6 separate regions of the Mus musculus genome follow, and all the other regions are linked to region 3. The links are chromatin loops, found by intact Hi-C in ENCODE. Cell type or tissue: left cerebral cortex. All regions are shown on one strand. Region 1 overlaps Prickle2 (prickle planar cell polarity protein 2). Region 2 overlaps Prickle2 (prickle planar cell polarity protein 2). Region 3 has its middle 22 kb from the start of Prickle2. Region 4 overlaps Prickle2 (prickle planar cell polarity protein 2). Region 5 overlaps Prickle2 (prickle planar cell polarity protein 2). Region 6 overlaps Gm30688 (a long non-coding RNA gene).

What was found. Peaks named below come from ENCODE experiments on the same cell type or tissue, not always from the same donor. Only the 100,000 strongest peaks of a DNase experiment are listed, where the experiment ranks them.
Region 1: a loop joins it to region 3, with 2.5 times the contacts of the local background. A loop is called at or near these places in 3 of 42 quality-filtered maps.
Region 2: a loop joins it to region 3, with 4 times the contacts of the local background. A loop is called at or near these places in 11 of 42 quality-filtered maps.
Region 4: a loop joins it to region 3, with 4 times the contacts of the local background. A loop is called at or near these places in 10 of 42 quality-filtered maps.
Region 5: it touches region 3 in a loop (5-fold over the local background); 10 of 42 quality-filtered maps call a loop at or near these places.
Region 6: a loop joins it to region 3, with 4 times the contacts of the local background. A loop is called at or near these places in 11 of 42 quality-filtered maps.

The regions. Positions count from the first base shown.
Region 1 is chr6:92,420,672-92,424,671 of GRCm38, forward strand. Prickle2 (prickle planar cell polarity protein 2) reads right to left here. Exons shown (of 9, transcript NM_001081146.2): 5 at 1,660-1,797. It overlaps Gm38862 (a long non-coding RNA gene), which reads left to right. Exons shown (of 4, transcript XR_869273.2): 3 at 1,165-1,941; 4 at 2,071-4,000. Among named protein-coding and RNA genes, the nearest start is that of Gm38862, 18 kb to the left of the region's middle. In left cerebral cortex, a CTCF peak has its summit at 1,804; DNase peaks (open chromatin) are centred at 1,833 and 2,103; H3K27ac peaks cover 1,254 bases.
Region 2 is chr6:92,479,267-92,483,266 of GRCm38, forward strand. The region is part of intron 2 of Prickle2 (prickle planar cell polarity protein 2); the gene reads right to left. Among named protein-coding and RNA genes, the nearest start is that of Gm38862, 77 kb to the left of the region's middle. In left cerebral cortex, no CTCF peak of the experiment used is centred here; DNase peaks (open chromatin) are centred at 584, 1,121, 2,045 and 2,525; H3K4me3 peaks cover 2,609 bases; H3K27ac peaks cover 3,391 bases.
Region 3 is chr6:92,726,658-92,730,657 of GRCm38, forward strand. No RefSeq gene overlaps it. Among named protein-coding and RNA genes, the nearest start is that of Prickle2, 22 kb to the left of the region's middle. In left cerebral cortex, a CTCF peak has its summit at 1,671 (motif pointing left); DNase peaks (open chromatin) are centred at 803, 1,111, 1,667 and 1,964; H3K27ac peaks cover 1,871 bases.
Region 4 is chr6:92,673,797-92,677,796 of GRCm38, forward strand. All of the region lies in intron 2 of Prickle2 (prickle planar cell polarity protein 2), which reads right to left. Among named protein-coding and RNA genes, the nearest start is that of Prickle2, 30 kb to the right of the region's middle. In left cerebral cortex, no CTCF peak of the experiment used is centred here; DNase peaks (open chromatin) are centred at 838, 1,072 and 2,268; H3K27ac peaks cover 461 bases.
Region 5 is chr6:92,663,318-92,667,317 of GRCm38, forward strand. The region is part of intron 2 of Prickle2 (prickle planar cell polarity protein 2); the gene reads right to left. Among named protein-coding and RNA genes, the nearest start is that of Prickle2, 41 kb to the right of the region's middle. In left cerebral cortex, a CTCF peak has its summit at 2,352 (motif pointing left); DNase peaks (open chromatin) are centred at 294, 748, 1,543, 1,905 and 1 more place; H3K27ac peaks cover 2,497 bases.
Region 6 is chr6:92,284,725-92,288,724 of GRCm38, forward strand. It overlaps Gm30688 (a long non-coding RNA gene), which reads left to right. Exons shown (of 5, transcript XR_001785327.2): 2 at 3,609-3,755. Among named protein-coding and RNA genes, the nearest start is that of Gm30688, 17 kb to the left of the region's middle. In left cerebral cortex, a CTCF peak has its summit at 1,970 (motif pointing right); a DNase peak (open chromatin) is centred at 1,967.

The DNA of each region.
Region 1 (4,000 bases), 310 kb before region 3:
AAAGCACGTGCTGAGACACAGCCAAGTTAACATCATTAGGAGAGGCTACGGAGAGGGGGCTTGGCTGGGGCGAGGGCCTGCATTGCTGAATGAGAGGGGACTGGGTACATAAACCCATTTACTCTTAAATAGCTTCTTCCTTTCAGGCATGCTTTTTAGCTCTCTTCTAGCATCTCTTCATATAATCTTGATTGAACAGCTCTACTCTTCAAGACCAGAGTATACAAAGCAGAAATGACAGATGACTCATGCTTACAGCTAGGGTTAGAATACAGTTATGTTCTGAGGGTCTTGGAGGAGAAGGAGGAGGAGTGGGCTTATAAAGATGCTCTCTGTTCATCATGGTATTGGTCATGAGGTCATGGCACGTGTCTAGCAGGATGGCTCACGTAGATGGATGGGCTCTACAGACAATGACTGGGGACTAAAAATGGTGCCTCCAAGCACTTCTCCCAGTGCAGATCTTGTATGATTTAGTATGATCCATAGAATGAGGGCACAGACTTGAGGAATGGTTTCTAGTAAGTTGTGTATGTGATACTACAACACAGAAGGCAACAACCCTCTCTTCCATGATTATGAAAGAACGACTAAAGTATCCACACACATAATCATATATAGTCTCAAGGACTCATTTCAAGGATAATGACCCATTGCCCCCTCACTGGTCAAGCAGTTTTGTGATTCATGACCAGATTTGTTCAGTTATTTCCTGTGAAATCTCAAAATGGAGTTCTAAAGACTACCCTACTCCTCTCAGATAGTCTCCAGCTTTCTCTCAACAAGCAGCGAGACTCTCACCCAGAGCTTGAGTTAGAAGATGCTGCACAGAAACTGGGAAGATTGAGAGAAGGGTAGGCAATGGTGGGCTTCCCTGGAAAGCAGGAATGGGAGGGAGGAGGGGTGAGGTTAGCCGCCTAGGCCCGTGACATGCCTTTCCTCTACCACACCCTAAGCTTGCTACAGCAGAGTAGGCAAAAGGTACATCTAGATCCTTCAACTCAGTGATGTCTTAAAGAGATGGCATGGGGTTTCTTAGACCCTCAAACTCAGACTAAGGTTAGGTGCCACCTCTCATATGGTCCCTTTAAAGGTCATCCATGCTGGGATGGTCCTGAATGAGAAACTGACTCATGGTCCAGATAACTAACTCTATTTTCAAAGGATGAAGCCATCACTCTGTGTGGTCCTTCCAATTGTTTATATGGCTCTCCATGAACTCTGCCTCGATCTGCCACGCCTGCCCTTTATGCCTCTGGATCCAGCCACAGGCCAGCTCACTGTTTCTTGTGCACAGGAGTTATCCTCCTGCCTTAAGGCAAGGTCTGCATGCTTCTTCCTCTGTACATCTCTGCATGCCTTTGCTCAAGAAACCACCTTCTCAGTGTGGTCTTTTTTGACCGTCTTGCTCACGGCTGCAGCCACCCTGCCTTCCTAGCCCTTCCTGCCCCCTTCCCTGCTGCAGTTTTCCTATTTTACTGATTTGGTTTTTGTCTGATGTCTTCCCCTGGTGCATACCTCTTTCATGAGGAAAACTAAGCTTTCATGTCTTATGCTCACTGCTGTATCTTCAAGGCCTAAAAGCAGGCTGAGCAGATAACAGGCATTTGATGCAGTCACTGTAGAATGAACCTCTTCCCTGTCCCGGTCCATCCTCACCTGTTCACAAATAGCTCCTGTCATGGTGACGGGGAAAGGCCTGACATTGCCTCGGCCCAGGTTCTCACGTTTCCTCTGGTTGCTGAACAGCTTCAGTTCCCTCTTCTCTTCCTCGTCCAGGGAGTTGCAATACCGAACCTGAACACATAGAGGGCGACAGCACAGAGGAGGCGTCATTGCTCCAGGGAAGTACTGGCATCCCCACCCAGGGCTCACAGAGACTCTGCTACTTGGTTTGATACTTGCTGAACGTTACCAAGTCCGCGCTTGGAGCTAACCAAGGTGAGCCAGCACCAAGAAGGGTGATAAGCAAATGGGCTTTCTAAAGGCTGTGAACTCTGGAGTTCATGCTTCAGGCAGGCTAGGTGTTTGAGAACTGCTCCTCACCCTTCACACTCTTCCCACATGCAGATCTAAGTCACCAAGAGTGGCTCAGAGACGACAACTTCTGGGAACATTCTACTTTCCAAGCTGTAAGGAGCAGAAGGTTTCCTGTGTCTACGGGAACGGCCCCCACAAAGAGGAATGGCTGCAACCTGGCTGTAGGCATGCACACATATATCATCTGGCCTCCGTCTCCCTTTGGGATGCAAGAATAGGTGGACTTTCGCCTGGATTTCTACTAGTGTGACAAATATGAGAGAGATTTCTTTCTTCTTTTTAAACCACAGAGTGTCAAAGAATTAAGGGAGGGTCAGTGAGGGTATACGTATCCAGAATCTGTCATTCTGTGCCACTGTTTATGCCCTTTGGTGATTGTGTCATAATCCTGAGCTATTGTTTATTGATGCTACTTTTAACTATGACTCACTTTTAGATGCATTTATTTAAAAGGAAGGTAGATTGCAGCTACACACAGGAAAATCAGTCACCCACAAAGATGGGTGACTCTGAGCCACTCTAAAAGCATAGAACAAAACCAGTTTCCCCCAGGTGACCACTGCATCTTCAGCAGATGTTAAAACTGATGTGCTTGCTTAAAATGGGAGAACAGAATGGGCTGCAGGGGCACTAGGATGCCTGCTAGGACCAGGCCGAGCGCTTCTCCTTATCCGATTATGGCAACACAAAGAGGAAATGTGATTTAAAAGGAAATAAAACTTTCATTACAGATTCAATGTCATATACTGCCATGTTCAACTCCTACCCCAAGTCATGCTTATACCTTCCTTTGGGATATGTGATCCTAAAGCTCTTCATGGTTTCTTCTGGAGTAATCTATATATTAGAAATGTTGGCTGAATTGCGCAGATAATCTTTCATAAAGACAATGACAGGAAGAGCTTTCGATGAGAGGACTGTTGTGTGCTAATCTGAAAGTCAGAACAGCTATGTCTGTTCAAATCGTGTTGTCTACATGAAAAGAGAACCATTAAGTCTTTGCTTCAGAGTCGATCTCTGTCTTCAGAAGCGGCCATGCCACCATGCCAAATGAATCAATCCTGTCTACTGGCTTTCATCGATCACATTGTACCAACATGGAGTCGTGATCCAAGTGATGTCTATTTAATGAAAGTACTTTTAAGTATAAACAGAATGAACCACTACAAGCATGGGACAGATCATTGTCTTCTCTCAAGTGATAGTTAAAAAAAAAAGTCTTCAGAGGAATGTTCCAGAAACCTAACAGCCCAGAAAACATGGTTTCACCAATGACATTTTATGGGCTTGCTTTAAAAACAGGCACACCCCTCCTGCTTGTAAAAACTTGCATTTTCACCTCCAGATTAGTTAACTGGGCATCCGGTTACAATGTTTGCTTTCATCTTTAAAGGAGCCAACTTTTGTGTATGTTTTATGAACTATGAAATAAGCAGCAGGAGAGAGAGAGAGATGCAGCTTTCTAGGGAGTCGCCTGAGTTTTTGAGATGTTGTCTCACTTATTCAGATTCATATATTTATTTCTGCAGTGAGGAGGATTAAGCCCAGGGCTTTGCACATGCTAGGCAAGGGCTGTGCTATGATCTACAGTCTCAGTTCCTCAGTAGTAGCGGCTCAGACTGTCTCTTTTGGGGCCAGCAAGATGGCTCAGTGGGTGGAGGTGCTTGCTGCGAAGCATAATGTTCTGAACCTGAGTTTGATCCTTCCACATGGTGGAAGGAGAGAGCCAATTCCCACAGATTGTTCTCTGACCTTCACATACATGCTGTATTATGTGTGTTTTACACACACACACACACCATAAAAATACAAAAACAAATTACTCCCTTTTATGTAAAAATGTCACCTGGGACTCAGGCCATGTATGTGATGAGTTGGTAGAAACTGGTATCCAGATCTCTACAGGGGTAATTTTTTTCTTTCAGTTTAAAATTAATTATACTTTTGTTTTAAATATAGA
Region 2 (4,000 bases), 250 kb before region 3:
ACTAACAGCTAGCATTTGCTGGGCACTTACAGTGTGGCTGACACAGATCTGGGGGCTTTTTATGTGTCACCTCACTAAAGCCTACCCACAGATCTCATGCCTCTTCTCCTTATTTCACAGAAATGGGTACTCCAAGAGATACCCAAGTCTCTCAAGCTCTCAGGGTCCAAGCCCTGCATAAGCATCATCTCATATTCTATTTCCTGAGTTCTTTTCCCTCCCCTTCCACTTCTATAGAGCATTGTCTTTCCTGTATTGTTAACTCTCCCCATTACACCCCAACCCACACACATTGCATGGGGGGGGGAATCTTTACAAAAATAACTGTACTGTTCAAATGCTCTCTTTTGCTGATTGCTCTGTAACATTTTAAAGAACACAATGTCTGTTGGAGCCAGTGTGTTTAAATTCTCACATTAGAAAAGTCCCGGGGGGAACGAGCATTTGGTGAAAGGAAAAAACCCCAATTTTCAGAACGTGGTGATTTTTATTGAAGTTGTAACTTACTCTTGAGCTCCACCTTGCTCATCTGTGGAAATCATCAGCTGTCTCCTAAGGGGCAGGATAAGAGCAGCCAATGTGGCCTCTAGCAAGAAAACAAGGCTGTTTCCTATATGGAAGCCTGACTGAGATAGGTTAAAACTGCCTTCAGGAAGACATAGAAAGCAAAGCAAAGTACACTGCAGGCCTCTGATATGTGGTACTCGCGTCCCTATATTCAAGGCATACTAAAGCCCTCCCTTACCCACGATTCCACACATGGTCACAGTGGAAGTAGACCTCTATCATTGGGGGGAGCAATCTATAAGTCTAGGTAATTCTCCACCCACTCTGGAGGATGTTGACACACCTGGCACATATGTTTCTAGTCCTATACATCTGGCATATGTATTTCGAGATCACAGCACAGTACCAGACCACACAGTAAACAACAGGGAGATTAAAAATCAGAACTTTATCCCCAAACCTCCATGGCAGATCAAGAGTGCTATGGTTGGTCCTGGGGAAATCAAAAGCTAGTGAGAGGAACTAACTGTGAAGACAGGCTAGTAAGGAACAAACACAGTCATGTGCTACAGCAGGTTATGCAGTCAAGATTCGGGAGCTCCGTCACCGTTTTGGAGCCAAAAGCACTAGCTAAAATTAAACCTCAATAATTTGAGAGCCTTTTTTTTTTTTCTTTTTGAATCTGGAAGAGTTAGTGAAGTGTGTGTCCCTCAGCATCTCTGATGTTTCAGATATGTGCTGAAATGGGCGCAACGGTACATGAGTCAATGCTACCAATATTTGCTTTTCAACACCCCCTCCCACTGTTGTTGCTATTAAGAAAGGGTCACTGTTAGAGAAATACTGTTTCTTAAGCACTAAGATTTGAGGATGCCTATTGTATATCTGCGCCATATCACTTTGCATTTGAACTTTCTAGTAAGCAAAGGAAAGACAGAAGTGCCAAACCACCAAAGCCACCTCCTGGCCTTAGAGATAATAGCTTCCTCAGTCCAGAGACTACTAAACACATTCCTGCTTGCTTTGGGAATTAACAAAATTTCTTACCCACCTCGTAGAGGATGAGCCGTGAAGCTTTAGAGGAAGCCGCCACCGAGTCTTGATCTGGTCAGTTGCCCCAGTTCACTTTCCCCCTGGAGCTGGTATCAGAAAATGCAAGCAGGACTCCAGGCAGCCCAAACATCTCCTTTACTGAGTCTCTGCAAATCTGAGCCCTTCCGGAGGCAGGCAGCAGGCTCAAACCCAAACCCGACTGCTTTTGCATTCCCTCCGAGAGACCGCCCTCCCTGGAAGTGGACCCAGCTGGAGATCCACACAAGCCGGAGAGTGCGACTTGTGCCCTTGTTCTAGGCCTGCCTGGGTCCTGGAATTGTGTTCTCAAGAACCGTCTCCTCTAAACTCGCCGACTTCACGATTATCTGAAGGAAGTCACAGACCCCAATCTCTGCGTCATCAGCTGATCCTGAGCCAGACCTGGGAGACCAGTCAGCTGCTCACAAAGCCCGGGCCACTGAACCAGGAAATGTGCAGCTCATCCAAAAAATAATAATAACTGTCACGGAGCGCCTGGCAGAGCTGGAGAAGTCGCTGTTCGCAGTTCCAATGCCTGCATCCTCCGCATGCTAATGAGGCTGTGATGTCAGCAAGTCAGTCACAGCATCTGGACGTCCCAGTCTGGCCGCCCAGGGTTGAGATTTATTTACATGTAAATTAGCCTCGCCTACCAAATCAATAATCCCTAAACCAAAGTGTGTGTGTGTGTGTGTGTGTGTGGGGGGGTACCTTTGCTAATGCAAAGGCTCAGCTCTGTAGCTTCCAAAAAATCACATCTCAGAGAGGCTTGAAAGACACAAGGCTGTTCGCCCCCACCTTAAAAAAAAAAAAAAAAAAAAAAAAAAAAAGCAACATACCAGAGATCTTAGCTGGGCACAGTTATAGTTTGGGTGCCTGGTTCAGATCAGAAACTGTACCAGCCCTACAGCCAGAACTAGATCAATCTCTCTCCCTCCTCCCTCCCTTCTCCCCTCTCCTTCCTCTCTCTCTGTCTGTCTCTCTCCCCCTCACTCCGTTTCTCCTCCCTCTTTCTCTCCTTCTCTTCTCTTTCTCTCTCCCTCCCTCCTTCCCTCTCACCCTTCCCACTCTTTCCTCTCTCTCTTGCTGTGCTCTCTCTATCTCTTCAAATGCTGTACTGTCCCCCCCCCCCTTCAATGTTCATTTCATGGTGTCAGCTGTTAGCTGCTCCGGATCAAGTCGCCTTTGGGATGATCTGAACCCCAGAATAAAATGCGTTCAGTTTTCCCTACTAGCTTGGGTTGTATGACTCCTTAACTCTAATTTCAAGTGAGCACAGGAGACAACATTGTCACAAACCTGGCAGGAGAGTCGGAGGACCCTGGGGCACTTAGACAGCATTGTCCCCTTGGCTTCTATTTCAGAGGTCAGAAAACAGGCAGAGTGCAGACAGGCTTTTTCCCATGTCCCCCTGGGATTTCAGCAAGTGTAGGCCAGGACTTCCACTGCTGGGCCTTAGAGGGAACATTTTTAAATACCTTGAGCTCTCTATCCTCCTGCACCACAAGAAACCGTTCAATTAACCAGAAGCAAAGAAGGAAAAACAAAACAAAACAAAACTAAACAAACAAACAAACAAAAAGCCAGAGTTGAAGCACTTAAGGTTTAGATTCTGCCTTTAGTTCCTGGTAGCTAAGTGATCTTATACGAATAATTTTACCTGTGAGGTCTTCAGAGCTAATGTGGGTACCATTCTCTCATCAGATAAACATTTATGTGTATGTGTGTGCTTATGTGTGCTTGTGAAGGGTGAGTACACATATGTATGCATGTGGAGATCGAGAAGAACCTTTGGAGCTCAGGTGTTTGCTTGTTTGCTTGTTTGTTTTTTGCCTGACACCAAGTCGACTAGCCTGGCTTGTGAGGGAGTCTTATGGTCCATCTGTCCCTGCTGTCCCAGTGCAAGGATTGCAAGCTGGAGCCTCCAGGCCTGACTTTTTTCTGTTAGTCTGGAGCTGGGGTTTAGGTCCTCACTCCTGAAGGCAAGCACTTCACCATCTGAGCCATCTCCCAAGCCCCACAGGTAAAGGGTTAATAGACATACACTTTATGCCACACAGGCTATAGGTGGTTGGGCATCTCCATAGCCTCTGTACTCACTGAGTTTATGTACCAACGTGCAATAATGCAAGTACAAACACAGACTAGTCAACTATGGCGACGGTGGACAAAATGCCATCCAGTCTAATAAATAATGAGAATTGCTGGGCTTTTCAAAGAACCAAGAAAAATCTACCTCGATGTTTAATCTACCAGGGTTGTCATGTTTTTCTGAATATTTTTCTCCGTTGTCATCTCGTATTGCTTTAAAGTAATTTTCTTTTCATGTTCCCTGTTAGTCCCCAGGCCAAGTAAACAGTAGGTACAAAAGAGTAGCCTGGACCCTGAGCCTCAGACAATGAAAAACTATGGCCAAGTGCTG
Region 3 (4,000 bases):
AGTGAGTTCAGCAACGGTCTTTGACTCCTTTCCAATGTTACCTCTATCTCGTTAGGTGCCCCTTCTCTGTGCCCCCAGAACAACCAATGGCTGTCTGTCGGCATGCCTGCAAATTTGCGTTGTAATTATCTGTTTATTTTTCTGTCTCCTTCACTAAATGCTTGCATTTTTGCCAGATCAATGTCTATATATCTTTCCATTCCCATTAGTGTCCCAGTCCCTAGCATGCTGCTTACCACCTCATGGGCACTCATTTGCTGGAGGAAGTAATAGACAAAGGAAACATGATCGTAAGAGGGGGATCAATAGCTCCATCAGCTTAATTCACAAATGAAGCAGCCCAGACCCCAAGAGAGGCAATAGTCCTAGAAACCCTGTTTGCCAGAAGGAGAGACAGAACTTTAGCAGGGTAAGGGAGCTGCACTTATCCTTTCCTGGAGTGGAGAGTCTCCGCTTGCTTGCACACCTGCTGAGAAGGTATTCAGGGTGTCTGTTTAGACAGCCCCCCCTGTGGTTGCTCAGCCCTCCTGGTGTCCTGAGAGACTGTTCATTCCTTCTTGGGTGATTCTGAAACCAGTTTTCTGTGATTTACTTTTGTCTTCTGTTGTTAGGCATTTCCTCTTGTCAGAGAAGAAACCTTAGACTTCCTACTCCCTGGATAAATCACCCTCAAATTGCCCCTGCCTCCTTCAATCACTAGTAAAAATGCAAAACTAACCAGATTCTTGGCTAGAATATAGTATTTTCCGTGCACTATCTAATCCAAACCTCCCAAGGCACAAGTTAAGAAACACACCCACGATTACACATGGAGGAATCCACAGATCAGCCTTAGATACCAAGGAGTCCAACTCCAAGATCATGGCCTTAACCACCTCACAGTCTCCCTGCCTGTCTGAATCCTTCTGTTATTCTGCAGGGAAAAGCCAAGCTCATTAGAGGCTCATGATCTCCCCCACCCCCACCCCACCCCCAATCTCTTCCTCCTGTAATACCAGCTTCGTGGAGACCTAGCAGATAGCATCCTCTGAGGATTATTTTTAAAAATGAATTCCTTTCTCAGCTCTCCTCCCTCCCAAGCCCCATATGATGAACAAAAGTTGCCAGGTTGCTGGCTCCACACATGGTATGTTATTCACGGGCTGCTCTGCTGCGATGAGCCAACTCATTAGTTTCAAAGCTGCAGATTAATCTTACATTTCTGTTTCCTGGAGGTGAAAGGTCATTTTTTATCTCCTTAGCTTTATCCACCACCCAGGAGGAAATTGGATCTTTAAGCATGAGGGACCTTTCTCCCCACGAAGCAGCTGTTCGAGCTTCTCTTCTATGTTTTGAGTGAAAAACGGATACAGAGAACTGGAATTGTGTGTGTGTGTGTGTTTAAACCAAACCAAACCAAACCCAAAAAAAAAAAAAAAAAAAAAAAAAAAAAAAAAAAAACAGAAGAGCATCTTTTAAAAGTAAGAGAAATCTTGTAAATTGTGGGGCAGGGGGAAAAAAAAAAAAAAAACAACGAGGAAGAGGCTAGTGCAAGTAGTGTTGAGAACGTTAGATACAAAACAAATGCTCCCCAGCAAGATGAAGTTGGTAAGATTTAGAAGGCGAAGGCCTCCCTCCCCTCCCCCAGCTCAGAGCTTTGCACTCGCCCTCTGATGCCGCCTAGTGGTGAAATCTAATATGGCACCAGCCCGAGAGAAGAGATGATTATTCAAGCACCACCTCCCAAAACACGGGTAGATTTGGGCCTGAGAGACAGCAGCTGGATGGTTAGCTTTAGAAATCATACTCGTACGATTGCTAACAAAAGGTAGACGCTTGTAAGGGGGCTCTGCTGCTGTGGAAGTGGTTCATGTCCATGAAACACTTCAAGCTTGGTCTCAGTTGCTTTCCAGACCGTTGAGGAGCCGGCCCTAGAGAACAGCACACGATTCCCAGGTTGTGCTGCCCCAGTTAGATCGCCATTTCTCCTGCGTAGCCATGGCTGAATCAGAGTTGCATTGAGGAGGGAAGAAAGCTGTATTGAACTCTGCTTGCTTGGGCTCACTGCAGCTATTGTCTGGCACTTAAGGCTGTAATCAGAGTGAACACACTGACCACTGTTTATTTTCCCCACCGGGCTTTCTCCCAACATTTTCTCCCATCTCCACAGGGAGATTTGGCATTTAAAGAGAGCGTGGGGGAGGGGAGAGTGTGGCAGAAAGGTTGGGTTCTTCCAGAGAATAAAGAAAGCAAAGGCTCTTTATAACTGGAGATGTTTCTATGTGGCGAATGCCCTAGAGGAAATACAACATGCACTGAAGCATTGACATGATACTGTCCCATGAGGCATCAAGTAACCTTCTTGCAACACAGCATCCACCAAAAATGCCCCATAATGAGGCTGAGATGTCTCAGTGGGTAAACCGCTTCCGGCACAAGCGTGAGGACTTGAGTTGAGATCCCCAACACCCATGTAGAAAGCCAGATGTGACAGCGCATGCTTATAATCCCAGCACCAGGGAGACTGAGATAAGAGGGTCCCGGGGCTTGCTGGCCCGCCAGGCTAACTGGATTGATGAGCTCCAGCTTCAGTGAGAGACCCTGCCTCAAAAACTAAGATAATGATGGAGGAGGATACCAGAAGTCAACCCCCAGTCTCCAGAAGTGCACCCCACCCACCCCACCCCACTCACAAATAAAATAATAATAATGCCCACCGTTATCTTAGAACTGAGTAAAGACACCAACTACTAAATCAAGCAAGGACAGAGAACGGGGATAGGAAAGTGGGATTTGGAGGAAGAAAGCAAGCACAGCACCTGCAGCTTTGGATCACTTAGTTCAGCACTATATTCAGAAGGGGCTTAATGACCACATGAAGCACGGGCACAGAGACATGTTTATCACCTGTCATGCCCCCAATTCAGGTCTGTTCTCCTTAAAGGACAATCATGGAGGGATATCAGTGTACTGGAGACTAGAGAGTCCTGTGTCCATGCAAATCTTGGGGCTGGCAAAGAAAGAATTGGGCTAATTGAGAGCCAACCATGGACTCAGCAGCTAGCCGATACTTTTCTCCTCTGGGTTGAGCTGTACTTCGAGGAAAGATGTTGCATTGCCAAGTGGAGGCCATTAGCGAGCCAAATCTACCTTGCAAGGGAGAGCAGTCAAGGCACAGACTTCCTGATTTTGATTACTGGAGTCAATACATGGTCTTGTGGTGATTAGCTCCTAGCTCTTATTTATACCCTCTCTAGCTACATGGAGATGAGAAACATCTGAGTCCTGGCTTAGTATAGGCTTACTATGGATTTAATATTCTACAATCCATTCTGGGGATGGTGAAGGAGAATAAGTCATTTTGTCTGCTCAGCATCCTTTATATTTCTTTCACTGCCAACACCATGATTTCTTCTTCACATTCAGCCCTATGGTTTTCTACAGGCTCCTTTCCTTTATTTACTATCCGGGTACTAGCATCTGGTTCATATCTGCCCAACTGAAACTGAACTATCCACAGGAAAGTCTCTTTTGACCATAGTTGTTAGCAGATGGAATGTGTGTTTATCAACTGTGATCTAATAATGACACTTAACATATCTTCTCATAATTCAGTGTCATAGGACAGTATTTGTTATCACATTCACATGTCTCCAGGTATCCAGAGCACCACTACTTCTGGATGTACACTTGTGGTTATGAGTGGTAGCTCTCTTCTCACAGTCTTTGCTTTCTACTGAACTAGCCAGCTAGGTGTGGTGTTTGCTCATGACAATTGCTAACATTCAAGCAAGCAACAGAAACAAAAGAAACCAGGAGATTTCTCTTGAGACTTAGGCTAAGACCTAGCGCCGTGTGATTTAGAACAATATTCCTTCAGTTTAACTAGATGATCGGGCTCCTTACAACATGGGTAAGATGCCACATGTACTCTCTGGTGAAAAGAAACTGCAAAGTCATAGGTAGCAAGCAAGCATTCAGGAAGGGTGACAGCTGAATTCAGTCATGCAGTCAACCAGCG
Region 4 (4,000 bases), 53 kb before region 3:
TCTGAGAGGGCTTGGGGGGAGGAGAGGGAAGGGAGAAATGTTATAACTACATTATAATCTCAAAACTTAAAAAGGAAAAGAAAAGAAAAGAAAAGAAACTGAACCTGTTAAAAACTGTATCCTATGGCTGGGGCTAGGTTTGTGTGTGTGTGTGTGTGTGTGTGTGTGTGTGTGTGTGTGTGTGTGCGCCTCATCTTTCCTGTATAAAGGCTATGACAGTGCCAGCCTGGAGTGGTGATGGGGGAAGAGCAAACGCAACGCTGAAGTTAAGCACATTAGGTTGGGGGTGCCCAGGTTCTGACAAAGATGTTTCCCATGCTCTGTGGTCCATCAAGAGCTCTGGGATCATCATTTTCTGGAGCTGACTCCTCAGACAGGACATTCAAACAGTAAAAGACAGCTGCCATGTTTCTCAACACAAGGCTTCCACAGTCCAACAGAAAATGCCATTAGTCCAATTACCCAGGTCATTGAAGCTAACATATTTATCTATTCTGCTGTATGTTCCCATCGTGGGCTCTTCGGGTACTTGATGGTAATTTTGACAGTATATTTGTGTAGGGGCAATACTTGGGGAGCCACCTGATATTCCCTCCCAAACGGAAACATTCATCAAACTACTGTTGAAAGACATAGATTTCCTATCTCCTAATTCTTGCTCACATTCCTAGGATGAACTCAAAATTCCAAATGTTTACTGAAAGGTCCAATGAGGTTGGCCACGCAGAGGACCATGAATAGTGCAGCTTCCAACAAGGCAATGACAAACGGCTTTCCATGACACAGTTAATGTTGCTCCCACGGCCATCTCTGGAAATACCAGCCAGTTTTTGGTACTAGACGTGCTCTTGAGAATAACACCAATCCATCTCTGCTGATCTCCTCTGTGATAACTTCATAACTATTTATGGGCAGCTTCAAAAGCTAAGAAATGCTAAACAACGTGGAGACAATTTGGTGAAATGTTAAACATTTGTCCTGGCTGACCTGACATGAGTTTGCTTGGGCAGTTCTGTGGCCACGTAAATTATCAGTGGAAGCCAGATTCTGTGATAACATCTCTTAAAAAGAGAATCATCCTGGGCTGGACTGAGGAAGCACAAAACCAACACACGGCTATTTTTAGAAGGCTGGCACTTGAGAAGAGATAAAGATTTTTAAAAGAAGTAGAAGAAGAATATGATTACAAGATGAGGAAAAATAAAACCTGTATCATCTTTCTTCGCAAACTATTCTTACCTTTTCTACCCTAACCTGAGAAATCTGGGGAATCAACAACAACAACAAAAAATTGAATTACAAATCTCAGCTGATATTTCCGAGCCAATGAGGGTGCTATGCCCTTAAATTTCTCAAGCAGACCCATTTCATTTTTCCAGAGGCAATCTTTCATAATAGTTGAAAGTGGGTAGACTATCACAAAAATTTTCCCCTCTTCCTAAGCAGATGAGGTTGAAATGGTTTTCTAGAAGATCACATTCTTTTTTTCTTTTCATTATTAATAGTGAGGACTGATGTGAACACCAAGACAAGAAAAAAAAAAAAAAAATCCACACCCTTTAAGGAAGAGCAAAAGCAGACTTTTCTTCACAGAACCTGTGTCTACTGTGGCAGAAAACGGAAATTGAAATTGAATGCTTCGTTAGGGGAAAGAGCCAATGGATAAGAAAGGCTTCAGTCCCATCAGGCATCACCATTAAGTGGAATCTCTGTGTGATTAGATGCTCTAGCCCCAAGGACTAGAGCATTACCAGCTAACATTAAAGACACATGTTCAATAATGAGATTGAACAAACACTGCCGAGCACACAGGCCTGACAACAGCAGAAGGTAACATTTATTAAATACCTCTATTGGGTCACTATAGTAATTCATAGTTGAGAAAGAATTTAATACATGCCAGGCACTTATCTAAACATTAATATATTAGCTCATTTAATCCTCACAAAACCATGAACTTCACAAAATTCCTCCCTCTGGGCTAAACCTTTTCAAAGTTATTTTAAGAATGGTTTCCTGGTTTTCAAGTAGGAACCTAACGAACAATTACCTTTTTCTTATATTATCTTCTTCTTATATGATCACGTTTATTGTTTTGCTTTGTGGGCAAATGTGGGGCACGTGTCATTGTTTCCATAAACTGCTGAGCACAGAGAAAGATGTGCACCCAGACCCAAGTCCAGCTAAAGTAGCAAGATCACGCCGTGGTGGTTGTGCCACAAATTTATGCTCCCGAGAGCCTCCAAAAGATTCACACACATGCCAGTGACGAAAGCTGCACTTGTAGGCGAAGCCATGCTGTTTTTTCTGCATGGGCGCAAATGTGCACAGGTGTGCATGCGTGTGTGGAGGACAGAGGCCAATCTCCAGTGTCATTCTGCAAGTATGTTCCTTTTTTTTTTTTTCTTAGATAGGATCCCTCATAAGATCTAGAATTTCACCAGGAGGCTAGGCTAGCTGGCCCGTGAGCTCTGTAGATGCATCTGTTTTTGCCTCCTATCTCATCATTGCTGGTCTTACAAGCAAGTACTACTGTACCCTCTTCTTATGTAGGTTCTGGGGGAGGGGGCAACCCTCCACACTTGTGTGGCAAGCACTTTACCAGCAGACCAGCTCTCCAGCCCCCTCGTGCTGTTTCTTATCATTGACACCTGCTGCTCACTTTGGGGGGAAGTTCACCTCGTCTACTTTATGATTTGCATAAATCTGCATGTGTTCCGTTTCAAAGTCGTGTTTTTAAACAGAATATATGTGCTTCTACATCTCTGAAAAGATCATCACAAGCCTTTGGATACCCACATTCCGATCCAAATACCATTTCTTATTCCACAGGCCCCGTCAGTTCCAGCCCCTCCCCCTTTCAGCCTCCCATTGCTTGTGCCCTCATTTGTCAGGTTCCCTTTGTGCTCCATACTGCCCCTCCTTTGCCCTTCCATAGGCTCACATTTCCCACCATCCTTCATCCTAGCAATAGGCACCAGTTTGGATGCCGTACCACCTAGTTCAGCCCCTTGCCTGTCATATCTCAAATCCAACTTGATGCAAACTCAGATGAGCAGTCAGTTGCCCCAGATCAGCACTGTCAAACTTCTGCTTTGACCACTACCCATCTTGCTACTCCATGCCTATGCTGTGCCCACTACCAGCCTTGCTACTCCAAGTCTACTCTGTATCCATCACCCTCGTGCTCCCTGAAGCCTGTGCTGTGCCTACCACCCCATTGCTCCACCAAGCCCATGCAGTCTAATATTTCTACCTCCCACACACACAATTTTTTCCTCCATTACATATATTATCTTCTCCATTCGTTTCCTGTCCAAGTTATGCCATTTTTGATAGCCAGTGCTTAAGTGACTGTTTGATGTCGCATGCTGCTCTCAGCACTACAGGTGTGACTCACTTTACCTTCACAGTAACCCCTAAGTAAGCACAATTCCAATCCAGATTTATAGACAAGGAAATGGTCACCTATGATGCTTAACACAGGGTGGATAAGCACAGTCAGATGCATGCTCACATACCAGGGCTCTCAAACAGAACCACAGCACAGAAATATCTCTCAGCAACAAGGAAGGCTCTTAGATGTGACAAAAGTCATAGAGGAGGACAGAGGAAAATTTGGTCCCAGTACCCTGGAGGAAAAGCCAGGGCTACCAGGCCTTGTCTCTTTGCCAGTGGATCTAAGCAAATCTAGTTCTGCCCTCTCTTCCAAGCTCAGGCAGAGAGGAGGGAAGGGAAAGAGTCCGATGCCCATTGAAGATGGGAGGAAGACAGAGCGATGAGATGCTCTGTACGATGTCAGGGACTATAAAAAGCAGACTCACTCGGATGTAGAAAGACAGCCACCAAGGTCCTTCAAAAACTTCTGGTTCTTCTCTGAACATTCTCACTCTGTCTGTATCCTAAGAGACACAGAGGATGGACAGGATACCTCACACAACAGCTGCATGCTGATGTTCCTCTTAGAACAAACTCTTCCTGCCCCTCATATCAGGCTGAG
Region 5 (4,000 bases), 63 kb before region 3:
GGAGGGTTACGTGGGAAAGCAATCAGAGAGCAGGACTTCTAGCTTGTGCAAGTACATGCACACCTATTAAAATCGAGCTCACAACTAGGGTGGATGTTTTCCTCGGACATGTTTCTCTCGTTTATAATTCATGGGGGGTGGGGGGTGGGGGGGTGGTTCTTCTGTGAATCCTCTGAAGGCTGCAGAGCCTCAGGCTGTAGCAGCAGGCTCTCAGTCCCAGCCCTACCTCCATTTTCTCCTTAAGTGATCTCATTCACAGATTTAAATACCATCAATATGCCTGTGCTTCCCAAATTTATGTTTCCCAGCCCAGATCTTCCCTAGCAAACAGCGATTTCATATGGTACAGCTTAATATAGCAACCAGCAGAAAAAAAAATTCTCACTCCTACCATCAGCTAGCTAGCTAGCGCTCTCTCTCTCTCTCTCTCTCTCTCTCTCTCTCTCTCTCTCTCGCCTTCTGGTCACATGGTTTGTAAACCCCAGAAAACCCATTAACTCTGCACCCACTGCCATTTATAACCTCTGTGAACTAGCTGCAAGGTGACTGTTCTACTTTTTTTTTTTTTTTTTCTGTTGCTGTGACAAAAAAACATTCTGATGAAAAGCAACTTAGGGCAAGGAAAGATGCATCTGACTCACGCTTACAGGTCCCAGCCCATCATTAAGAGAAGCCAGCACAGAAACTCAAGCAGCAGCTTGAGACAGACACCACAGAGGGACAGACACTCCTTGCTGATTGGCTCCTTTGTACTTAGCTCTCTTTCCTGTACAGCCTGAACCACCTGTCTAGGGATGGTTCCGCCCACAGTGGTCTGGCCCTTCCTACGCCAGTCAATCAAGACAATCTTTACAGACAGTCTATGGGTCAGCCTGATCTAGGCAGTCCCTCCACTGCAGCTTTCCTCTCAGGTGACTTCAGAGGCTAACCAGGAGAGGGACCAAGCTGTGCCTGTATTTACTTCAGAGGCATTTAGACTGTGGCTTTTCACTCCAGCATCTGTCCAACTTCTATCAAGTAGCTCCTGGGACCTGGTACTGGGTTTAGAGACCTGTGATCCAACACTGGCTAGAAATGCTCAGAACAAATCTGTTGGCTGACTGATGCCTCAGAGAATAAGACTCCCGTTTGGTAAAAATGCCCACCAAGGTTGGCATACCTGGCGGTTGCCAGGTAACTGTGGGGTGGAGTTTAGACAGAATGCTAACAAAGGCTGCTGTGTAAGCGTGAAGACAAGAGTTTGATCCCCCAAGCCCATGAAATAAAATACAAAAGCTGAGCATGTAACATGTACTTGTGACTCCAGAGACAAAGACAGGCAGATCCTTGGGGCTCACTGCCAGGCAGCCTGGCCTTATTGGTAAGCCCCAGGTTCCCAAGAGACACACTCCAAAAAAACCAAGGTGGACCACTCCTGAGTTTGTGTTTTGTATTCTGGGAATGAGCAGAAGCGCATGGGAGCTGGCCAGGCTTGCAGAACCAGGACCGTAGCTCCTATTGCAACATTCCTAGGGAGCAGAAGCAGGTTACTGCTAAAATTGGATCAGGCTCAGCACAGTCCTGATGGATAAGCTGACCCAGCTTCAACCTTCTGAGGAGGCATAGGCTCAGCTGGGGGTGGGGGGCGGGACACTAGAAAAGAGTAACAAAGCTCTTTGTCAACAACAGCACCTCCACCCCCCAGACATACCCATTTTCCTAGGAAATCTGTCCTCCAAGCTTCTGTCTCCAATGGAGAGGAAATAGGGGTTTCAAGAGCAATTTACCTGATACTCCCTGTTTTAAAACACATGACCAACTTAAAGCCCAGAGAACCACATAGCAAACCTGTCAGTTTCAGGGTTTCCATCTCCCCATGTGTGAACTGGCAATAGTAAGCAAATCCACTTAATGGGGGATCTGGGCTTATTTAAAGAGTGCATGAAACGGCCTTGGGAGAATGCCTGGCAGGAGAGAGTGAAACACACGTTTGGGATTCATACCCTCCTTCCAGGCTTGCCTCCTCAAGAGGGGACCGAGAAAATCTGACAGACCATGCGACAGTGTCCTTCCTATTCTGCATATGGAACAAAGCAAATAGGGGTTGCTTCTCTAAAATTAACCCCTTTCTATCTTTGAGCTAGAGAAACTAGACCTAACAGTTGTAGCAGGGGACAAGAAGGGAAGGAGGGCGCGGGGGACTCTTCACTTCAAGAACAAATGGCCTTCTTTAAACAAAAGGTGGGCTGAGGGGGGCAGCAAGGGATTTGCCTCTCTTATGAAGCCAGGCTAATTACTTTTCTGTAGGTTTTTCAATTAAATAAGCTCAGGGCCAAGGACACCTCGCCATATGTAGGAGACTGCCCTCTGCTGTGGGTTTTCATTACTGCAGGAAGTTTGGGTGTTTGGATTTTTCAGGTCCAGGAATTAATTCTAGGACTGTTGCCAGGAGAGGATGCTGGCCTATTCAACTCTGCCCTCTGCCCTCCAAAGAGAAAAAAGAACCCCCCAGTGTTTGCAATCAAAGGAAGAAATGTTTGGGGAGCATCCCAGACCAGAGGATGTTGTTAAGAACAAAACTACTCACACCCCTAATGACTCAGCCTTAAGGCCAGGGAAAGGCTCTCATGAACAAAGGCAGGGCAACTGTGGAACCATCCCTAAGGCTCATGCACACAGCAAGCTGTTACTCAATACCAGGTGGTGACCTGGAGGAATCGGCAAAAGGAAGCTCAAGTGATCAGAGTAGACTCACGATACACATCCCCTGTCCCTGGAGGGAAGTCTGGGGAAGGCCTGACAGGCAGGGAGAAAATTCATGACTCTGGCTTGTTGTGTATGGAAGATGGGGCACACACAGCACAGCATTGTGTGGCGATCAGAGGACAGGTCTGTAGAGTAAGTTCTTGCCTGTGCCTACATGGATTCCAGTGGCCCAACTCAGGTTTCCAAGCTTGTATAGCAAGCACCTTTCCTGCTCAGCCATCTTCCCTTGCCACGCTGTTTATTTCTTCTAACTGATTTTCTGTAATATTGTCATTTTCACTGGCGATTATTACAGATGTTCTACGGATATTCCCACATTTGTGAATAGCACGGATAGCCTACAGTTGCACTGAAACTTGGAGCTGCCAACATATCAGTTCCAACTTCTGCTGGGAGGAGCCTAAGCTGGTGAAATAAACCTTACCTCTACAGCTTAATAACTTTCTTTTACTTGGGGATGAGGGTTTCAGGACAGGGTTTCTCTGTGTAGTCCTGTCTATCCTGGGACTCTCTCTTTCTCTGTAGACCAGGCTGGCTTTGAACTCAAGAGATCTGCCTGCCTCTGCCTCCCATGTGTGGCACCATGCCTGGCTAACAAATTAATAATTTTAAAACTTGTGCAAGGCACAACTTTATGAGCCTGTTTTCTCATCTATAAAATGGGATTCCCACTTACCTTAGGGGGTTGTAGAGACTGGAACTCATATCGATATCAGTTAGCTCTGGAAGATAGTCATATTAGCCTGTGCTGACCTGTGGCTTGGAGTCCAGTCTAAAAGGATTTTACATGAAGGTAGGAAGCTGAATATTCTACGAGCTTTGCTTGAGGAATGGGGATGCCTCGTGAGGCAGAGACAGGGGCTCAAGTTTCACCTGGCTCTGTTATATCACGGCTCTGTTAGGCAAGCCCTTTCACCTCCCGGGCCTTCATCCTCCATGAAATAGTAATTATAAAACAACACCCACAAACAACAACAACAAAACACTCTTAGAGAATAGTAGTAGGCAAAACATTTTTCTAAGACACGCAAATAGAACACATAACCACAGTGATAAATATATTCAAGGGGCACTCCTGTCTAATGGTGTGTAACAAAGAGAAGGTGAACTAACAGTACTTAATTATGGATCCTCAGTCATAAACACTGATATTCTATAGGTTAGAAAAATATATGAGTTCCAATGGGATCCATTTATTGAGAACTAACAATCAAAATGAGATTTCAATTTAAAGGGGTTTTTTAAGAGAACGGGA
Region 6 (4,000 bases), 440 kb before region 3:
TAATCCTAAACCTAAGACTATCTTAATGCTAAAGCTAGCCCTAACTTAACTCCTAGCCCTAGCCCTCACCCTGCCTGACCCTAACACTGCCATAGCCCTCACACGAACCCTATTCCTAATACTGAACACACCCCTAGCCTTAAAGTGAACTGCAATTCCAATCCTTACCACAGTCAACTATAACCATCAATCTAACCCAGCCCTAACTGTAGACTTGTGTGAACCTAAACCCTGACCCTATTCCTAACAGATTTTATGATCGAGTGGCAATTAATTTGAAGTTCAAAGATTTTGAGATCAAGGCCACATGCTCATTGTTAGGCAGGGCCATCGGACCCAAAGCTCCTGTGCACAGGAAGTGGGAGGGGAAAGAGGTCCACTAGCAGAATGAAACCTCATCGACTTTGCTTTGCTCCTAGGGTTTGAGATGGGGCCAAGGACCAAATGTATGCTAGATAATAAATGCTCTGTCTGTGAGCTACACCCAAGAGCTTTGTGTGAGCATTTTCTAGTGAGCCATTTACCTTAGGGGAAGACGTTCAGCATTCCATTTTTAAAACACAGGTAGAGGAAGAGGGTGGACTGAATATGCTTGGCCCAAGGGAACTGGCACTACTGGGAGATGTGGCCTTGTGGGAATAGGTGTGGCCTTGTTGGAGGAAGTGTGTCATTGTATAGGCAGGCTTTGAGGTCCTATGCCCAGGCTCTACCTAGTGCAGAAGAGACCCTCCTCTCGGCTGCATGCGGAAGACAGTCTCCTTGCCTGCTTTCAGAACAAGATGCAGAACTCTCAGCTCCTTCTACCGCACTGTGTCTGTCTGCTTCCTGCCAGGATGATAATGGACTGAACCTCTGAAACTGTATGCCAGCCCCAGTTAAATGTTGTCTTTTACAAGAGTTGCCTTGGTCATAGTTAGTGTTTCTTCATAGCAATGAAACCCAAATGGAGACACTGGCATTACTAATTTCTTACTGTACTGACCTGTGAATGGGAACACAAGGATCCCGGGCTGTGTGATGTAACTTGTTTATAGCACTGAACGAATGGAGAACCCAAATGCCCTCAAATGAGGTGATGGTAAACTGGCATAACTCCAAGTGGAATGCTGTAGAGCAGTGTTTCTCAACCTGTGGGTCACGACCCTTTGGAGCCAAATGACACTTTCACAGGGGTTGCATATCAGATAAACTGCATATCAGATATTTATACTACGATTCATAACAGTGTCAGAATTACAGTTATGAAGTTAGCAATGAAAATAACTATGGTTGGGGGTCACCACAACATGAGGAGCTGTATTAAAGAGTTTCACATTAGGAAGGTTGAGAACGCTGCTGTAGAGGCATCGATGAGCCAAAGCAAGGGCCATATCCCCTGATGCGCCCATCCTGCCACCTCATTGGTACAGATTTGAGTATTTACTACACCCCAAAGACTATTCTAGGCTACGAGATGGGAGAAAGGTCAAATGCCAACATCCCTGAAGAATCTCTGTAAAACATGTGAATGAGTATAGTATAACTATGCAGATAAGCCCTTTGGATTGCACACAGAGGGGAATACCCAGGGACAGCAGAAAGCCAGTATAGCAAGGCTTGTTGTAGTCAATAAAGAGCATAGAAGGACAGTGTGGCCTGAGTGGAGGAGGAATGAGTAAAGCTGGATGAGACAGGTCCTGTGGTGCTTTATGGCTCACATGGCATGTACACATGGTCCATATGGTAGGCACTGTCCTTCACCACAGACTCCATCACTCGCTGCCATGAGCTTCCCATATAGGGTATGCAAACTGGCTCACACAGGGAGACACCAGCCTTGGCATCTTCAATAAAATGGGACTCTAATTTTATATGTTGCTCACGGGAGGACAAATGAACAGGTGAGTGAGAGAGAGAAGGTGGAATCTGGGCACAGCCATATCCTGAACTAAGCTGTAAAAGTGAGATTCTCAAGTGAGCCAGCAGAGGGCACGATTGGACTTTGGAACAAGCCTGGGCTGAAGTAGAAAGCAACCTGATATTTGTCCTCTGAAATTGAAAAATACCCCTTTTCCTAAGATGAGGAAAACAGGGAGATGGGTTGGGATGGTAGGAGCGAAGATTGCCTCACATGCATCAATGCTCTTAGACCTCTGCTATGTGCATCTAGCTAGCATCTAAGTGCTGACAGGGAAGCAGGCTGACCCATTCTCAGTGGGAACAAGGAGTAGATGTAGTCAGAGCTGAGAGGTAAGGGTGGAGATCTTCAGGGACACCTGCATGCTTAGAAACGGGCCAAGAGTCTACAGCCAGAACACCCTGAACCGTGTCTGACTTTAGAAGATAAGCAGAATCAGGCCTTGGATGGGAGAAAGTGGGAAGGGGAAGTCACACAAATGCAGAAGAGAGCTGCCACTGAGGAAGTCCCACCCAACACAGAACAGCTGAATGGGGGAAGATGGTGTAGGGTGACCACAGGTCAATGAGGGAAGTAACAGAGCCTTCAACGTGGACAAGACTGAGATCAATAGCCCAGATGGGGCAGGCATATTGACACTTCCAGGGTCAGGGAAGATCGGTTTATGAAGGTAAGTGTTGGGATTTTTTTCCCCCAGGGAGTAGAATAATAAGGTTGATGCATAGCATGCCAAGAGTCTGAGCTTCGAGACAAAGAGCCTCACTGCATTTTGGCATTCAGAAGGGTCTAGAGCCACACAGAGAGAAGACACTCAGGCTGGGCATGGGGTGTCGAAGGACTGCTGCAGAGTCTAGGTGCTGGGAACTCCACATGGTGGAGAAGGGTGGACAGCAAAGATTAGAAATGGTGCTAAAAAACAAAAGTCCCATGGGTGTCCACTGTGATAGGGGGCGAGGGATGGGGCTCATCTGAGGTAGCACTGTCAAGTGCAAGTGGATGGCTAAGGAGCAGGTTAGGGTGCTGGATAAAAAGTGAGTAAAAAAAGGTATTAGGAGTGGATGGATAGGGTTTAACTGACAACCATGATCTTCACTGAAGGCTGTCCAGACTTATTACAGCACCCAAGGAAGTCTACAGGCTGAGGAATATAATTTGACCCAGCAAAGACTCTCTGTTAGAAGTTCCCTTCAAAGAGAAGAGGAACATGGAACCCCTGCACGGAGCAAGCAGTGGTGCCTGAGATGGGTGTCCTTCAACGTACTCTTGACTTCTCTCCCATTGAGGTGGAACACACAGAAGTGGCTAGCTGGACATATTAGAGTTTGCTAGTTAAACAAGACATCCAGATTGCTGTAGTGGTCCTGAAGGTTAGTTTGGTTAGCAGGGAACAAGAAGCTGGGGAAGTATAGAAAGAAACTGGTCAATGATGGTTGCCTTAATCATAGTCCTACGATGGGCGCCCAACCCACAGCCAAGAGTCTGACTCAGGTGTCACTCGATGAACTGATGAGGGCCTAAATCAAGGGTAGACTTTTCTGTGAGGAGACATGGGTTAGTGATGGGGATACCCTAAAAGGCAAGAATGGGGACAGAGATAGAGTGAGGAATCCGCTAAAGAGTCAGGCACCCCCATATTTTGAGAAGCTCCTTGGACAACAGAACTTTAGAAGTCATGAGAGTGAATGGCCTGTTTCTTTCTTTTGATTTACAGCCTGTGAACAACTCAAGTGTTTCCCAGGTCTCATGCCCAGCAGGTCTGATCATAAATGTGCATATTCATAAAGACTGAACCCAGAGGCAGGGGAGGCTCTTCTTATCCCCCCTGGTATGGTGCTTGCAGCTCACAGCACATGGCACTGTAAGGCCCTTTCTGACCCTTGACCAGCAACAGGTCAGTATCTGTTCTGAGTAGGACACCATAGAATAGGATTTGGATTCAAACATCTGGATCTATATCCCATGAGTCTAATCATGATGCCTTGTTTCCTGTTATCACACATTAACCACACACCCCTCCATAACAAACTTCCATCACTCCCCACCCCACCCCCGTGTTGTACTACCAATTCTCCTCCTCCTCTGTGTGTGTGTGTTTTTTTGTTT